Linked DNA regions of Homo sapiens: region 1 is linked to region 2. A link is a loop called in an ENCODE intact Hi-C map of the cell type or tissue named here. Cell type or tissue: endothelial cell of umbilical vein. All regions are shown on one strand. Links, peaks and the distances in the headings refer to the core of each region. The heading gives the core; the rest is flanking DNA.

Evidence for each region. Hi-C counts contacts between places; a loop is a spot of excess contacts. Peaks named below come from ENCODE experiments on the same cell type or tissue, not always from the same donor. Only the 100,000 strongest peaks of a DNase experiment are listed, where the experiment ranks them.
Region 1: a loop joins it to region 2, with 9 times the contacts of the local background. A loop is called at or near these places in 1 of 110 quality-filtered maps.

Annotation. Positions count from the first base shown.
Region 1 is chr5:163,862,997-163,871,316 of GRCh38, forward strand. No RefSeq gene overlaps it. Among named protein-coding and RNA genes, the nearest start is that of MAT2B, 360 kb to the left of the region's middle. In endothelial cell of umbilical vein, for the core only: no CTCF peak of the experiment used is centred there; DNase peaks (open chromatin) are centred at 4,505 and 4,935; H3K27ac peaks cover 4,683 bases.
Region 2 is chr5:163,702,141-163,710,460 of GRCh38, forward strand. LOC102724458 (a long non-coding RNA gene) reads left to right here and starts at 7,026. Exons shown (of 6, transcript XR_941167.3): 1 at 7,026-7,101. In endothelial cell of umbilical vein, for the core only: no CTCF peak of the experiment used is centred there; DNase peaks (open chromatin) are centred at 4,021, 4,441 and 6,261; H3K27ac peaks cover 4,220 bases.

The sequences.
Region 1 (8,320 bases), core at 1,826-6,825, 160 kb after region 2:
CATTTGTTAGTCATGAGTGAAAAGGAGGCATAAGATCCCACATCATCTCATCATGTCTTCCATAGGAGTTTTCTAAGTAGCAAGATTTATTGATCAAGTAGATTTTCTGATTACCAAACTTGCCAGTAGTATTTTTTTTTCCCAATCCAAGTAAATAAACCCTTCAGAAATTATTCTGAATCAAATTATTTGGTATCTGGACTGAGAAAGCTGAGGAAAAATATGCAGTAACTATTTTATGTTTATTTTGCATCACACATTGTAAAGTGCTAAGAGAAGAGCAAATGCTTTAATTAAAAAGAACAATTTTCTTAGGAAAAACAATCACTATGTTTGCTAACTGAATCTAATGTGTTGCATAGCCAAACTGGGGCTTTAATATATGCCATCTTTTTAAACGTCAAATCAACCAGCAGCCGTTGTGACTGCATATTTATTCAGTGTAATTGATAGAAATGTTTAATTAAGTATTATGAAGGGTAATTCTCTAGCTTTCTCTATCAGACAAATTGAAACCACCACCAGCTTCTGAGATTATTCTTGTATAATTAAATAAAAACACCCAAAGAACAGAAAAGCAACACTGCCAGAGTTCGAGATGGCTTTAAAACACTTTTGTTTGTAAAAACCCTGGATAAAAATTTCCCCAGTTGTTCTTTCTAATCTCTCTCTGTCTCCTTCCCTCCTTTCTCTCCTCTTTTGTCTTGCATCTATAATGTAAAATGATTATAGGGCAAAAAATTGAGGACAATATGGACCTGTCATTAGTTTGTGGACTAGTTGTAAGGGATTCTCTAATAATTAATGCAGATAATAAATGTTATGGAGAAGAAGAAAATAAATTATAATTTCAAATTGAAGGGGAGATTTTTATTTTTTAGAACCCCATTTGAAATTATTCAAATTAAAAAATTTTTCCTGATTAAACAAATATACTTTTGTTATATTTTAAACTGTCTTCCTTGCCTGAAAGAGAGTAATATATATATATATATTTATAAAATATATATATAATATATAACTTAGTAATCAAACTTTAAATAGACCCCCTATCACAGTGTGTGTTAGCCATAAGTCAAAGCCATATTATTCCAAGGTTAACTATTCATTTCTGCACTTGTGTAGTTTAGCCACGAGCGTTAAATGGTAAAGGTATGATCCTTTTTGAAAAATTACTTTTTTTCAACAAAGTATCTTACATAAGTGATTAAATATCAAATAAGACTAAATGACATAGTTGAAACAGCTGTCCCCTGCTCCTTCCTTCACTGGCCTTCTGCCCCCACATCATTCTCCAGAAAAACTATTTTAAAGTATTCTAGCTGTTTTATCTGAGATTTACCTCCATGTCTTTAAATAACAAGATCACCCTGCATATTTCTTCGTTGAATGACATAGCTATACCAAAGATGGCAATTTGGAAAGTTTTCTATCATGCACATCTATTTGGCCTATTTTTAGAAAATGATAACTAGCTTTCCTTGGGTGATCTGAAAAATTAATTTATACCTCAGCCTTTTTGAATAGAGATGTAATATAGTTTTACCATTGAACAGACAACCAATCTTTTCTAGGTGTCAATTTAATTTATAGAAATTATTTGTGCCAAGTAGAAAATTAATGATGTCAGAAGGGAAATCCTTTACCTTTATTATGTTTGCTCTATGAAAAACAATAGTGACATGCCAGGAGCTCCTGTGTTGCTAAGCAAAGACGCATCTTGAATGTGAATGCTGCTCTCTAGCCAAACTCATATATCCTTACGTGACTGAATCCTATGATGGTATACACCGTGGAAATGAACTCCTATTTTACGTGGCATCAAGGCTGAATCCCTTCATTGGGTCTTGCTCTCCATCCTCAACCCATGAGATTCCACTGATCCCAATGATGGATGTGCTGATTAAGTTTATTTTTCTTACATCCTCTAAATAATGCTTGTTTTATCTTTATGGTTTTTAAAATGTGCTTCCTAAACTGTGTTTCATTGTATGTTAGTTCCATAATGTGTTGGCTAGAATTCCATGGTCAAATATATTTGAGAAATACTGTATCATATTCCTCTCTAGGAGATTCACAATATGCAATAGCATACTGAAGGCTCTGAAAATTCCTACTGTGTTAAAAAAGGAAGCAAAATAAAAAAGTCTTTTACTCAATTTAAACCAGACTTTCCCCAGCTTGTTTGAGACAGAACACTTGTGCTTTGTAGTACACTTATTAACGGCCTGCAAAATAATGATGAGCAGGAAACTGGTTCTGGGAACATTGTTTTATGCTATTCCTTTGTCTGTAATGTTCACTAAATTTTTTTTTCACCACTTTCTTTTAAAATGCCAATCATCCTACAAAAATTGCATTCTGCTTCCATGGAAAGGTGCATTACATTTGAGTAAGTAGGGAAAGGTGAAGGGCATTGTGAGTAGGGGAATAACCAAATACAACCACGTTATTCATCACACGTTGTCAGTATCTTAGCTTCTTTTATCAACTATATTCTAAGATTCTTGAGAGCAAGGATTGTTTTTTTAAAAAATACTGCAAACCAGACTCAGTACAACTTTCCCAATTATCCTGAATACCAGGTGTAATTCCAGCAGTCACACCACAAAAAGACATAATGCCAATTAAAAAACAGATCTAGTGAAGGATTGAGGACAAGGAGTTACTGTATGAAGTTAGAGTTAGAAACATTAGTCTAAAGGGAAAATCGACTTTTTGTCCAAATCTGGTAATATCAGTCACCGCAAGGAGATCTTATGTGTGATTTGAGCAAAGTAAGTAAAGGAAAAAATGAAAGGAAAACACGACAGAATCACTAGCAGATGGGTGAAGCAGAAAACATAAATGAACATAAAGAGATTTTAGATAGATTTAGAAATAGCATAATGCCTCTTAAGAGAAGCTGAGAATACACTCTTATTTTTTGTTTGTTAAAGAAGAGAACAAGTTTCTTCTATGGGCTAAAAGGACTTCCTAGAATGACAATTTTCCAAACATGTTTCAGATGACTATCGTTTATTGGCTGTGCAAACTTATGCAATTACTTAACTTCTCTGTGCTACAGTTTCTTTGTCTGTAGAAAGGAGAATTATAATCGTGCTGATGTCATGGAATATTATAAAGATTAAGCAGCTCCTGTCTCTTAGAAGGGCATAGTAGAAATTTTTACTATGATTTCTTCTCTATTCCCCATGGTGACTGATAATGGTAGTATTAGTGACTATCATTTGGTGAGTTGTTAACATAAATTTTATTACACACTTACGTTATCTATTTAGTTTTCACAACATGGTTAAGTAAGTATTATCATCTCCATTTTACAGATATAGAAAGAGAAGCTTAGTTAGGTTAAGAAATTTCTCCAAGTTCAGGCAGCTAGTGAATCAAGGTTTGACTCCAGAGTTTAATTCTGAAACCTCTGATTAGTAATCAGGACATGCTCTTCTTTGATTTGCAGCTTCTCATCAGTGGGCTGGGAATGAGTTCCAGGGGTGCTGGGCGTGTTTCAGTTTGCTTCTTTTAGTCCTAGGAGGGAATTGTACTTCAACGCATGACTGTTACAGTGTGAGACACTTTGAAAGGAGAATGGCTGGTCCTCAAAAAAGGCTAGTGAACTGAAGAAAAACACAAATTTGTTTGAAAGATTTTGATTGGAAAGACTTCTGCATTCCCTTCTCCTGATAGTACCCACCATTTACTCCAGACTTCAACCCTGCAAAGCAGCCCGTGCACTTTTATGTCTTGACAGATGTTTTTCCTCCAACACAAATGCCCCTCTATGTTAGATTATTTTCTACCTGTCTGGAACCTACTCCTGCTCATGAGGCAGAGTGGGATTTGTGAAATAAGTATTTCACTTAACAGTGACTCTGTTAGACCTAAAGGGTCCCTCCCAAGTTCATTTATGCTCCCACACATAGTTTGCATACCTGGATTGTGATTCTTACCACTTTGGCTAAAACTGTCCCTGTGATGGTAAGGTGTGCTACAATGCAGACTTTTGAGAGCGCAGGAAGGACCTTCACCTGATTAGTTTTGCCTCCATTGCCTAACATATGGTGTAACATCGTAATCACTCAGTCAGTGTCTTGCATTAATGCAACAAAATCTTTAACTTATTCAAATTGTTGTCCTTAGTGTCAAATCATTCCCTTGGGTTGTGAAGATGGAACATGGGTTTGGACTTCACCTACACTACTTTGGTTGGCAACTTCTCTTTTGATGATGGCATTGTGTTTTTGACAGGAGAAAACTGTGAAAAACTTTTTTAAAGCATGAGAGCTAGGAATTAATCAATCTTGTGTATCTAGATCTAGATCTAAATTTTGCTTGAGACAATTTTTAAAAAATTGATAACTTGATTTTGTTAATGTTGCTCATATATAGCAAAAAAAAAAAGAAGAGTACAAATGCAAGTGATCTGCGAATGATTTGACAATTTTTCAGCATTATAGAGATTGTGTTATTGAAATTCTTCACATTCCAATGGTATCTTACTCAGGCATGGTAAGAAAAACTTTCCTAGACGTTAGCTGCAGCAGGTCTGATTAGGGGAGAATGATTTTTTTACATATTCCAAGACATCTTAAAATATACAAGGTTATTTATCCAGGAAATTATTGTCTGTGAGTGTGATTCTATTTAATGATTTTTATTTATGATCACTTGACCTTATATGAAAGAGAAGACTATTCCAGGGATACCAAGGTGTCCTGAAAGTGATTTAAAGATTTTTGAACTAAAAAAGGTTTTCATTCCAGTAAAAGAATTGTAATCTTGAACTGTCCTGTGGCCTGGTGATATATTTTATCTGTGTCTTTGTTATCATTAGCCTTCCTTAAAATGTTTTTCTAAATTGTTATAACTCCTGTAATTTTAATATTCTTATCAGAGTCAGTGGTGCCACGCAAAAAGTAGCCAAACAAAAGGCTAGACTTGCAGCGTCACCATTCGGATGTCTCACTGTGTTTACAGGAAGCTTAAAAAAATACAGGTTCTGAGATCTGGCAGATTCAAGGGTAGTTTCTTTCCTCTTTATTTTTTCCTCTACTAATTTAACTTGCCCATGAATTATGGCTATTTATTAATTGAGTAAATTTCCCATTATTGGTATATTAGTCATTTAGTCATTTTAATGAAATTTATTCGTCGTATGAGACACTTTGATCAGAATTCCTGTCACCATGGTAACCAGTTATTGGTATTAATAGTGCCAGAATCATAGATTTTATACCCAGAATTGGCCCCTTAATATTACACTATTTTAGGCTTTGAAGTACACTCAGGCCAATGCTTTCTATGTGCGTGTTTCACAGAAACCACAAAAGGTATTACAAATGAATTTATTAAATTGATCATTGATCCTTAGCATTTGCGATAGAGAGGGCATACCATCCCAGACTTCTCAAAGTGTGGTCTGTGGACCTCTGCTTATGAATCCATCCATGAAGTTCTGTTTAAAAGGCAAACTTGGGGACCATAAAGCTGACCTACTGAATTAGATCCTCCAGGAGTCCTAGAAACCGCACATGGTACAAGCAAACCAAGTATAGTCTGCTCACTGTGGGAGATTAAAAAATAATAGTATCTTCACTTATGGAGGTCAACAGATTATCATTAAATCTATTAGTGACTAAATAGATGATTATTTAATGCTTTATTCAAATCCCAATGGTTTCTTAATCATCCACAGAATAGAGACTTTCCTGGACTTTTATTTTGTATTGTGGTTGAAAAACACATATATGACATCTGCCCTCTTAACAATGTTTTAAGTGTATAGTACAGTATTGTTAACTATAAGCACAATGCTGTATGGTAGATTTCAGGAACTTTTTTATTTTGCATGACCAAAACTATACCTATTGAACAGCAACTTTCCATTTGCCCTTCTAGACTTTCTTTGATTTGGTGGAGCATTTCTAATTGAAAAAGAGGAATTCTAGTCATTCAATAGGCACAATGTCACAAATTCAAATTGTCCTTTCAATTCAATGGTCTTAGGCATAAATAAGCATGTTTGTACTTTCCTTGGATTTATTGCTTTTTAACCAATATTATCCAATTGAAAGTTGTGTTTTATGTGGAATAAATCAGAATAAATGACAGAATGTAAAATTTAGTCTAGGAATTAGAAGAGAAACACGTGAGTTTTAAGTTTTTTTTTTCTATTACATAGCAGACTAGACAAGTGATAGAGAAAAAGTTTAACACATAATAGCATCTGATATTTACATATAGCTTCATCTTTTACTGAGGTCATATTTTCATTGCTTCTTTACACTGAGTAGATGAATGGTTATAATCCCTTTGAGGACAATGTCTATGGTTCATATCAGCTTCACATAATTCACTTCATTTCTGTTCAGCCTTTTACAAATGTTACAAATGACACAGCAGCAAACAAATATGGAATGATGATTTGTTAAACATATTCAAGGTACTGCTAGTAAATGAGTAGGTAAAAATAATCTTTACACTGAAGAAACAACAACATTGAAAGAGAGATGATGCTTGCTGAGTTATTTCATTTCTTAGGGTAAAATTAGGATCAAGACTCAAGTTTTTCTGAAACCAAAACAAATCTACACTTAGGGGTTGTGTCTTTTGGAAGGAGATGGAGATAGAGACGTAGAGAGAGAGGAAGAGAAAGAGCGGGAGGAAAAGAGAGACGGCATCCATGAAACAGTGCTTCCTGGGACTGAAGTTCAGATACTTTAAAAGGGACATATTGACCTTTCCCTCCTTTTTTCATGCAAATGAGAGCAGGGGGGCAATGAATGAATTATAAATCCAACAAGTATACAGTACGAACATAGATTTTATGAACCTTTTGAAATTGGAGACTTGGGGGGTCATTGCTTTGTCACTTTTCAGTCACGTAGAATAATCTGCTCTTTTCATTTTAATTTCTTTGGAATCCTCGGCTTTAGAGAAATGTGTGGAGGATTTTGCTAAATTATAAGGGCAGCTCATTTTAAAGGTTAAAGGATGCAATGCAATTAGCCTCTAAATTCAGACCTGATTATTGAAGTCAGATTATCCTTTGGTTTAGAACAATGTAACCAGACATTTTAATGCACAAATGTGTCCACTAGTGGACAATTAGAGTTGTCAGTTTAAGTAGTCAATTGAAGAGACAGGTTAAACTGAAATTGGTAGTGTCTCTGTGACTTTGTGCATAGAAACATTTCTCTGGAAATAAAATCGTGAGGTTTGAATTGGTGAGGGAAGTAGCAGAGTCTAATCATGGCTAAAGTACCAATGTCTACACTCTTTTCATATATATCACAAACAACTGACCCATGAAAGGACAGATACTGGATGGATAGTCTAAAAAGGCAGCAGTAATTGGTACTCAGGTAACCAAGAGGATCAAGCAATTTTTGTAGCCTATAATATGTTTTTGAAATAGAGTTCTGATTGGGGAGAAAGAAGGATAAAAGAAAACACTGTTTTCTTCACCTTTACCTCTCTCTCATTTTATGTGCAGGTACATGAAATTTGCAAGAATTCTGTTTCTCACATGAGCATGCAAATAGCATCTTCTTATCTGATGGCTAATTAGTCATTTTTAATGATCTTTATTCACTCTGACACACTTTTTCCAAAGTGCCTGCCACTATGGCAACCAGTTATTTAGAAAGCACATTAGGCTAAAAACAAACATTTGTATGGGGGAGAAACTGCTTTTTCCATTTAAATTTGTATTTAATTGAGTGAGTGATAATGCGAGGTGAAATGAAAGATAATTAACCCATGCTATCAAGAGTTTCTCAGAGTAAAAACCTGAGCGAAGCATTCCTAGTCCAATCTCAGCCTGCAAATAGCAGCTAGGGACATGTGAATTCCAAGACAAGCAAGAGAACAAAGGCAGGGACTTTAAATGGGTGTGGCCAGCTAATTTTGGGAAGAAAAGAACATCAACACTTCCGTCTAGATTCAGTGCTGAACACTGGCTGTAATATCTTCTCTTCTTCTTAAGTCAGAATTATTCTTAGTAATTAGATGTCATGATATCATTTAATTTTACACTTTGGCTTGTCTGTAAGGAATTTTGTATGTTTTGAAGAAAGGCAAATGTAAAAATGGTTATAAAGGAACAATTGTTAAAAATGAGTAGATTCATTAATTATACTATAAATAGTTGCCACACTAATGCATGAATTTAGTCTCCTTTCCCTTTTCATAAAATATTTTACTTTGCTCCTTTGCAACCTTTTTCTGTAACAATTCCTTGCAGAGTATTTCTATTACCACATATAAAGTTAAGTCCAAAAGAATATTAATGAAGTTAAACTAGATAAAAGCAACTGCT
Region 2 (8,320 bases), core at 1,577-6,576:
TTTTTTTTGTTACATGGAAGAATTATATAGTGGTGAATTCTGAGATTCTAGTGCACCTATAACTCCAGTAGTGTACATTGTACCTAATGTGTAGTTTTTTTTAAAAATCTCTACCCTCCCCTTTCCTTCACCCTTCTGAGTCTCTAAAGTCCATTTTACCACTCTATGCCTTTGTATCCTCATAGGTTAACTCCAACTTATAGGTGAGAACACATGGTTTTTGGTTTTCCATTCTTGAGTTACTTCACTTAGTATAATAGCCTCCAACTCCATCTAAGTTGCTGCAAAAGACATTATTTTGTTCTCAAGATACATACATTGAATAATCCAGCATGTTCCACAAAACATAGTTGATTAAACATAATTGATTAAGCTTACAAGAGAGCTGAATCATATTTTCTTGACTTGACTGTTGACTTTCGCTCCTTCTTTTCTTTTTACACAGCTGACTGTCCAATATGACTTCTGTCCAATATGACTTCTGCCCAATGATGTCAGAGACTGTTGTTATGTAGAACTTCTACTCATAGGAAAAATCACACTTCCCTTGGCCAACACTTTACTTTTTGTTTTAAGAAACCAGAAAGGCTATGTTCTAATGTTTTCTTAAGTAAAACTTCCAGGCCCTAACAAGTTGCATTTTTAGAAAAATCTTACTCAACTTAACTCCCCGTGGTTCTGTAATGTCATCTATAGAAAAATATCTTGAAATAGCTGTGTCTCTTTGTGTCTGAAAGATTGCTCTTTCCTTGGTCCATGAAGATTTATAATTATGTTGATTTAAAAAAACCCTCCAGCTTTGACCATATTTCCCTCTCCCGTTGAATTCTTGATCTTTTATGATGAAAAGATACATGCTTTTTTCTGGATCCTTCTCTTTCTTTTTTTCTCACCCTTTCATCAAAACGGGATGTTTTGCCAATAGCTTTACTGGTAGTACTATAAAAAGTCATGGCTGAGAGCCTAAGATTTTGGAGTTTCAAGTCCTTACTTCATCACTGTTTAGCACTGTGATCCTGGGCGAGTTACTTAACTGCCTCAGTTTTCACATATGGACAATTGCAACAATAATATTAACTACCTCACAGAAATATTCTGATGTTTATAAAAGACATTATATGATAAGAGGCTTAGCATACTGCCTGATTGGTGCCTCAACATAAGAAGAGCTGTCTTTCCCCCAAAATATCATCCTCCAGAAGATGGGGTGGCTTTTACTACAAAGTTATTATGGAATCTCTCATAAGAGATGTGCTGTACAATAGCACATAAAACCACAGAAACCCTAATGACCTCAGTGAATGCGAGTTTTCCATACCTAAAGCGATCATCTGCCATGATAGGTTTAGAAAAGAAGCCTCCCAAATTAAGAAATAATTAGTAAATGTTCCTGGAGATTTCACATTATGACTTCAAGTATTGCATGTCACTGTGAACAAAATCTTTAAAGAGTCTTTAAAAAGGAAAATTCTGTGTGTTTGGGTTGTGGAGATTAGGTATCTACTTCTATAGGATGAAGAGAAAATGCCTCAATGTAATGCTGATGAGTACTTGAGGCAGGAGGTGATATTGCTACCAGTCGCATCATGCACAATTTCAAACAACTTAGATGGAAGAGAATATAATGAGTGCTAGAAGACTGTTAGACATCTCAAAATATGCATCCAGAGATGATAATGACATGATGATGAAGACGCATGTGAAGAATTCCAAGAAAGTTATTCCAAGTATTGTGAGGATAGTAAGGAGTAATATATCTAAACTATGTCTAAATTAATGTACTTCATACAATATGTGATTTTAAATACACTTGCATATAGAAATGTACAAAAAATAAACCTTAGAGGAAAATATTTAACTTTTTGTCTCTAAGTTGAAGTTAATATACTGAAGTTGGCTAAAAAACATTTCGGGAATCTTCATATTGAGAAAATGGAGGACTCATATTCTGGGCCACCGTCTGTTCTAGCATATATGGTAAAGAGTACTAAAAGATTAGCCCCAATCATAGCAGCAACATTTCAAAAAAGATCAAGTCTCTTTAAAAAGTAATCAGTCTGATATTTTGAACTGGAATATGCATATCTTTTGTCATGGGGATTCCTTTTTTTTAAAAATTCAACATTATCTCATTCTATTGATCTTTGAAGCTATCAAATTATGCTTCCTCGATTACCATTTTTCTCCTATTTCAGCCCACCACCTTTGCACACATTCCCTAACCACACACATATTTTTTCATGCTATAAAAATAAATCACTCTATAACTTTTATGTTGGTATATTTCATGGTAGAGTATTATTCATAACATTCCTGTTTAGTGTATTCTATGTGCCAGTCACTGTTTTAAGAACCTTATGATCATCCTGTTTAATCCTCACAACCACTTTCTCGGATGGACACTACTCTTATCCCATTTGAAACAAGAATAACTGAGGCACAAAGAAGTAAAGCAATTTTCTCTAGGTCACATAGCCTATAAGCAGTACAGCCGGTGTTTGAATTTAGAGTCTGACTTCAAAATCTCAGGCCTTAACCACAATCCTATACCCCTCCACTGGCTAGGCAGTCTTGTTTATGTTTATTTAATAAGAAGACAACTTTTTAATTACAAAAATTGCACATGTTAAATGTTAAAAAGCCATAGTAAAATTGCTAAATTTTTAAAACCTCAAACAATGGTAAAACACAAGTTGAGAATGAAAACCCCTCCTCCACTTACCAATTTTCATAGAGATGACTATTATTAAAAGTTTGTGTTTAGCCAGGGGTGATGGTATACATCTACAGTCCCAGCTACTCAGGAGGCTCAGGAAGATCACTTGAGCTCAGGAGTTTGAAACCAGCCTGGGCAACATAGAGAGATCCTGTCTTAAGTTTAAAAAAGTTTGTTGAATATTATTTCTAATTATGTAGATATAGATATAAAATATATATTAATAACATCACAGTGAACATATTCTGTAACTCATGACTGATTCATTTATATGTCATGCATGTCTTTCCATGAAAGGATGTGTGGTTCTGCCTTAATTTATTGGTTCCATAGTATGGATGTAGCATCATTTCTGTAGTCATTCCACAATTCATGGCCATTTAGATTACATTCATGGGAATATAGGAAACTATATGAAAATGAATATCCTAGACTTTATCATGTCTGTGAATGTCAATTCCATTTTTCTCAAGTTCAGGCTTAATCTTGATATTGCTCTTGATGCCCTCTTTTTCTCTAATACCCACATAAAATCCATCAGCATATTCCACTGATTCTATTTTTAAATATATGCAGACATTGGTCATTTTGGTCATTTCTAATCACCTCTTCTCACTGTCATCCAATCCATTACCCCTCATCTGAACTATTGTCATTACCTTGTAACTTGTTTTTCTACTTGCCAATAGCAGCCAAGAATGATCTTTTTAAAACTCAATCAGATAAAAATCGCTCTACTCAAAGACTCTCCATCTAAGTCACTAACAGTCAAAGTGTATGCCATGGTCTTTAAGACCCTCCCTGAGCCAGCATCCTACTACTTTTCCCAACCTTGACTTCTACCGCATTCCCGTGTATTCACATTACACCAGCCACATTAAAATATCTGCTATTTCTTAAATATCATAAGCACAATTTCTCCTTAAGATCTTTGCATTTGTTGTTCCCACTGCCTACAATCCTTTGAACCATTCTTCCCCCATATTTGCTTGACTGACTTCTTCATTTCTCTTTTAGGTCTCTGTTCAAATGCTATCACATCTTATTTGTTGAATGAGTGTTGAGTGAATGAAATATTTACGCAATTGAATAAATATTTCTGGAGAATAAGTTTCTAAAAGTGAAACTGCTTACTTGTTTTTCTTTTCAAACCCTTCGTTATTCCAGTCCTCCATCTTATATCCTTGCCTATTTTATTTTAGTATTCTCATGCCCCTCTTCAAAATGCTTCTGTGTTCCTGTCTGCTGTTTCTACTGTGGAAGGCTGGCTGGCTCTTTGTCTCTCCTGGGAGCTCTGGAAGAGAAGGAGACACTAGGCAGCTGGTCTGAGTCTCGTGGGCCACTTTGCAAGGCTGTGATTTCAAGAGTGACCTTGGGGTGTGACTGAGTTGTCATTAAACAATTTAATAGATGAAATAATCCCCTCTTCGTACTTCAGCCACACTTATTTCTTTCCAAATATCTGGCACCATGTTGTAAACACTCAACACTGTAAAGAAAAGATGTTTTTTTAAAAAAATCTGTCTTATCATATTGGTTTAAAATAAAGAGGATGTATATTGAAATTAGAACAAATCAGAGAAATCCTGGGGTTTTAGTCATGAAATAAAACTTTTGTCCATATGTATCTTTAAAATATTGTGGCATTTTTGTTCACCCTTACCACATTCCATTTGAGAAAATCATATGATTACTGTTAATGACAAAGCAATTTATGATTTCCTGGATAACTAGGATAAGAATGAGTAATTAGGATAAAAAAAGATGGAATTTTTGAGCTAGGAGAACTCATTTGTTTATTCCCCTAATTTTCTACAAAAAAGGAAACAGATTACTGTAGAGGTTGGGTGACTCGTTCAAGGTCACACAGCTAGTTAATGGTACAGGTCGGTCCTCTGACTCCAAAAATAGTGCTCAGTAGCATCCATGGAACAGTGTCTGTGAACCAAATCTTTTGCTAAGTGAAGTTCTACCTGATAGATAATTCCTGTTCCTTCCAATTGTCCTGATACCCTGCAGTTTAGTTAGATTACGTGATTTGGCCTCATATTTCTTCTGGAGCTAGCTGGATAAGGATCACCCTATTAGGGGGCTTAATTTTGTGCTAATGATCCTTCTTTCTGTCTGAAGTCTTCAGGTTACAGTTTTTTCAAAGAAACTCTGTGCTGCTTGTCCTTTTTTGCTTGCTGCATGACGTGCACATCAGTGCCTCCTGCAGCCTTCCACTTGTTAATTGTCTCTCCTTCCTAATGAAGCCTGTATCAGCTCCAGTGCTAATTGAACTTCGTCCTTCATTCAGACTGTGTTATTAAACAAATAGTCACAGTGTTTGGTCTCACTTTAATAGGAGCATTGATGTTTGCTTAACATCAAAAACTTATTAGTAATCCATTGAAAAGGCAATTAATGGAGGACATGTAGGTAAGGAAATTGAACTAGTCTGCACCACAGGACAAAGAATGGCAAAGACGTTCTGGTTTTCTAAGGTTTAACTGTCTGTATCCTGGTAGTTGCAAATTGATTGTTAGATTCTTGACTCTTACCCAAATCAATGAATTTATCATTTATGTAAAGTAGCACCTATGTGTCTAATATCAAAGCGAAGGACAAGCTGGCTTATCCGTCTCTGAAGTTTTCAATCATTCTCCCTCTCTCTTTATGACATTTTCCCCAAGCTTTTTAGCAGGACTTGTCTTTGTGGTTACAGAAAACATGAACAGGTGAAAAGAAGGTAATGCATCACTTGCAGTCTTCCCACCTATAGCTAACCACTGATAAGCTTTGGTGTGTATTCTTTGTTCTTTGGTGCTGCATTCTAACACACACATAGAGAGGCACAAAATTGGATTAGATAGCATATTGACCTGTTGTTTATTTTTTAATTGGTCATATATTCTAAGCATCTGTCCTGGACAATAAATAGAGACCTATGTCATCATAGTCAATGGCTTTGATATAATCTCTTGGTTAGATAGGCTGTAATTCATTTCATCATGTTGTTAGAGGTTTAGAAACAAGTGTTTCTTACTTAATTGTTTACAGAGCCTTAAGTTAACTTCATTATTTGCATGAGTAATAGTAATACTAGAAAATAGTAATACTAGAAAAAGAAAATTGCTAGACTACTCTGTTATAAAATAATTCTCCTCTGTTTTGTGAGAACATGCAATGTTTGGTACTATCAGGGTACAAGTTTATAGGCTACGTAACAACTTTTCTGAGTATCAAATTTTCCTTACTTGCAATTTCACCAAAAAATTATTGAGAAATAACAGGTTGATCAAGAACTATTTTTAAGATAATGGCTTAAGGTGTGGATTTTTCTCTACCTGTATACTCATGAGGATAAATGATACCTGGGTACAAAGGAGAAACAAACTCAAAATATGAATCTAATGGCATCTGGCAGTGGAGTAAAGCAGAGCAGATCAAATTCTCTTTACAATCCACATTACATAGATATGAAAGGAGAAGAAACAATAACGGGTCACTCCATTTGTTCCACGGACCTGGGATATAATGTGAAACTTCCATCTGTGTTAATGAGTCATGCATGGCTGGCTCCCCAGGCAATATTTAGTAAATGAATAGTGTTATTGCCTGGCAGGGACCCTTTTAGAAAGTGCTGTTGTTGCGCGAACCTAAATATATATATATATATACATATATATATATATGTATATATTCCGGTTTAGCTAGGATTATGATGCATAAAATGTTGGTAATAGGTTTAAAAGATTAACATAGACCAGCTTTCCATGAGATTGTTCTTTATATAAAAAAGTTAAATGCTCTTTCTAATGTCATCATGAAAGTCAGGCTGGAGGATTATCGATTTTTTGGAGGCTTTTACTAGATAGCTTGATAATTGACTCTCTCAAGTTTTAACACTTGGTCCTGGGTTTGCTGTTTACCTTGCTGAAGCAATTTGGTGTAATTAATTTTTATAGCTGTGTTTGCTTTTAGGGTTTATACTTTGGTGGAAAGCTATCTCCAGTCAAAACCTCATAGAATTACTTTTTTCTTTGAATTAAAACATACAATTGTTTAAAATAAGAGTCTCATCTATAAAATTAAATAGAGAGTAAAATGTAAAATCTTTTAACATCTTTGCAACTACATCAGATAGACATGTCTGTGGATAAGGACTGAAAAGAAACAAAACTGGACGCAGTTAATGTGTTAGGTATTAGAATTGATCCATATTTTTAGTAAAGAATAAGTAAAAATAAGGGAAAAAGAGGCATGAGGTGAGTTGTCGTTGTTGTTGTTTGGCTGGTAACGTCAGTTTTGTCAGTTTGATTCGGTTGGGGCCGCAACTATAGCTTGGCTGCGGGCAGGGCCAGCCTCACAGGTTGCTGAGTTCCAGTAGGGTCTGGTCCCAGGTCTGATGAATCTCCACGTTTCCTCCTTGGCACTGGCCAACGTCTCTTCTAGGTCATCGGTGGTTTTCTCCAACTTTGCCACAGACCTTTCGACAAACTCTGCTCTGGTCTCAGCCTCCTTCAGTTTCTCCTCCAGCAGTTTCATCTCCTTTTCATATTTCTCTTCTTTGGTGGAATACTCCTCCTCTGAGGCCATCAGGGACTTGACGGTCTGGTCCATGGTTTGAAGTTTCTCCTCCAACTGTCTGGCTTGGCTCTCGGCCACCTTAGCTCAAAATTTTGTTAAAATTTTTTTCTTAAATATTTTTAAATTGATTTTTAATGTGATACAAGATGATTGCACAAAGTTAGAAATACAAAGTAAAAAGAGGAAAACAAGGAAAATTGATAATTCCTCCATTCAGATTCATCATGGTGTTAAATTGTTTTATTTCATTCATTCCAGTCTTTTTTTTTCCTTCAGTATGGGTACATGTTTATATATATTTTTGCTAGTATAATAGAATAATGTGATAAACCTTTGTGTATACACATTTTGTGTACAGTTCTGACTATTTCTTTAGGATCAACTTAAACCCTAAGTTTTAATACTCTGAAGGCTTAGAGTTACCTTGGGGCTTTGGGCTGGAGAGAGGGATTGGTGGTACTGAAGCTGTTGATTACAGGAGAAAAAGAACCGTGCTCTTGAAGTATTCCCTTCACCCCCACTTATAGTAATCCCTCCTGGCGTTGCAGAGATAGCATGGAATTGTTTCTGGCTAGATTATGATTCTGAGGACTCCGGGTTGATTTTTACAGTATGTAAGAAGAAAAAGTTAGAAAAGGTTTTTATGCATGTAAGTCACTCCTAAAAAGTTGTGTAGAAAAATGAAAGCTTATTTGAGATTATTATGTGCTATAAATATTCTGATCTATAAGTTCAATTTTTTTTTCCATTGGGGAAAATACAAATCAGAGTATCTTGAGTATTCTTTCTTTAAAAGAGAACATGGGTTCAATAATGGAGACTCACAAATGGAGGAATAAGAGAAATATGAAGTTTTGCTTTTGCAAACATACTGAAGTGGAAAATAGAAAAGCTGAAATCAACAATAACAACAACAAAAACGCCACATCCATTTGGACTAAAATACATGTATATATAACACAACTTTCCAAGCATAAAACGAAAACTCTCACCAAGGGAATGAAAAAAATACCTTTTGAAAAACTGCTGAAA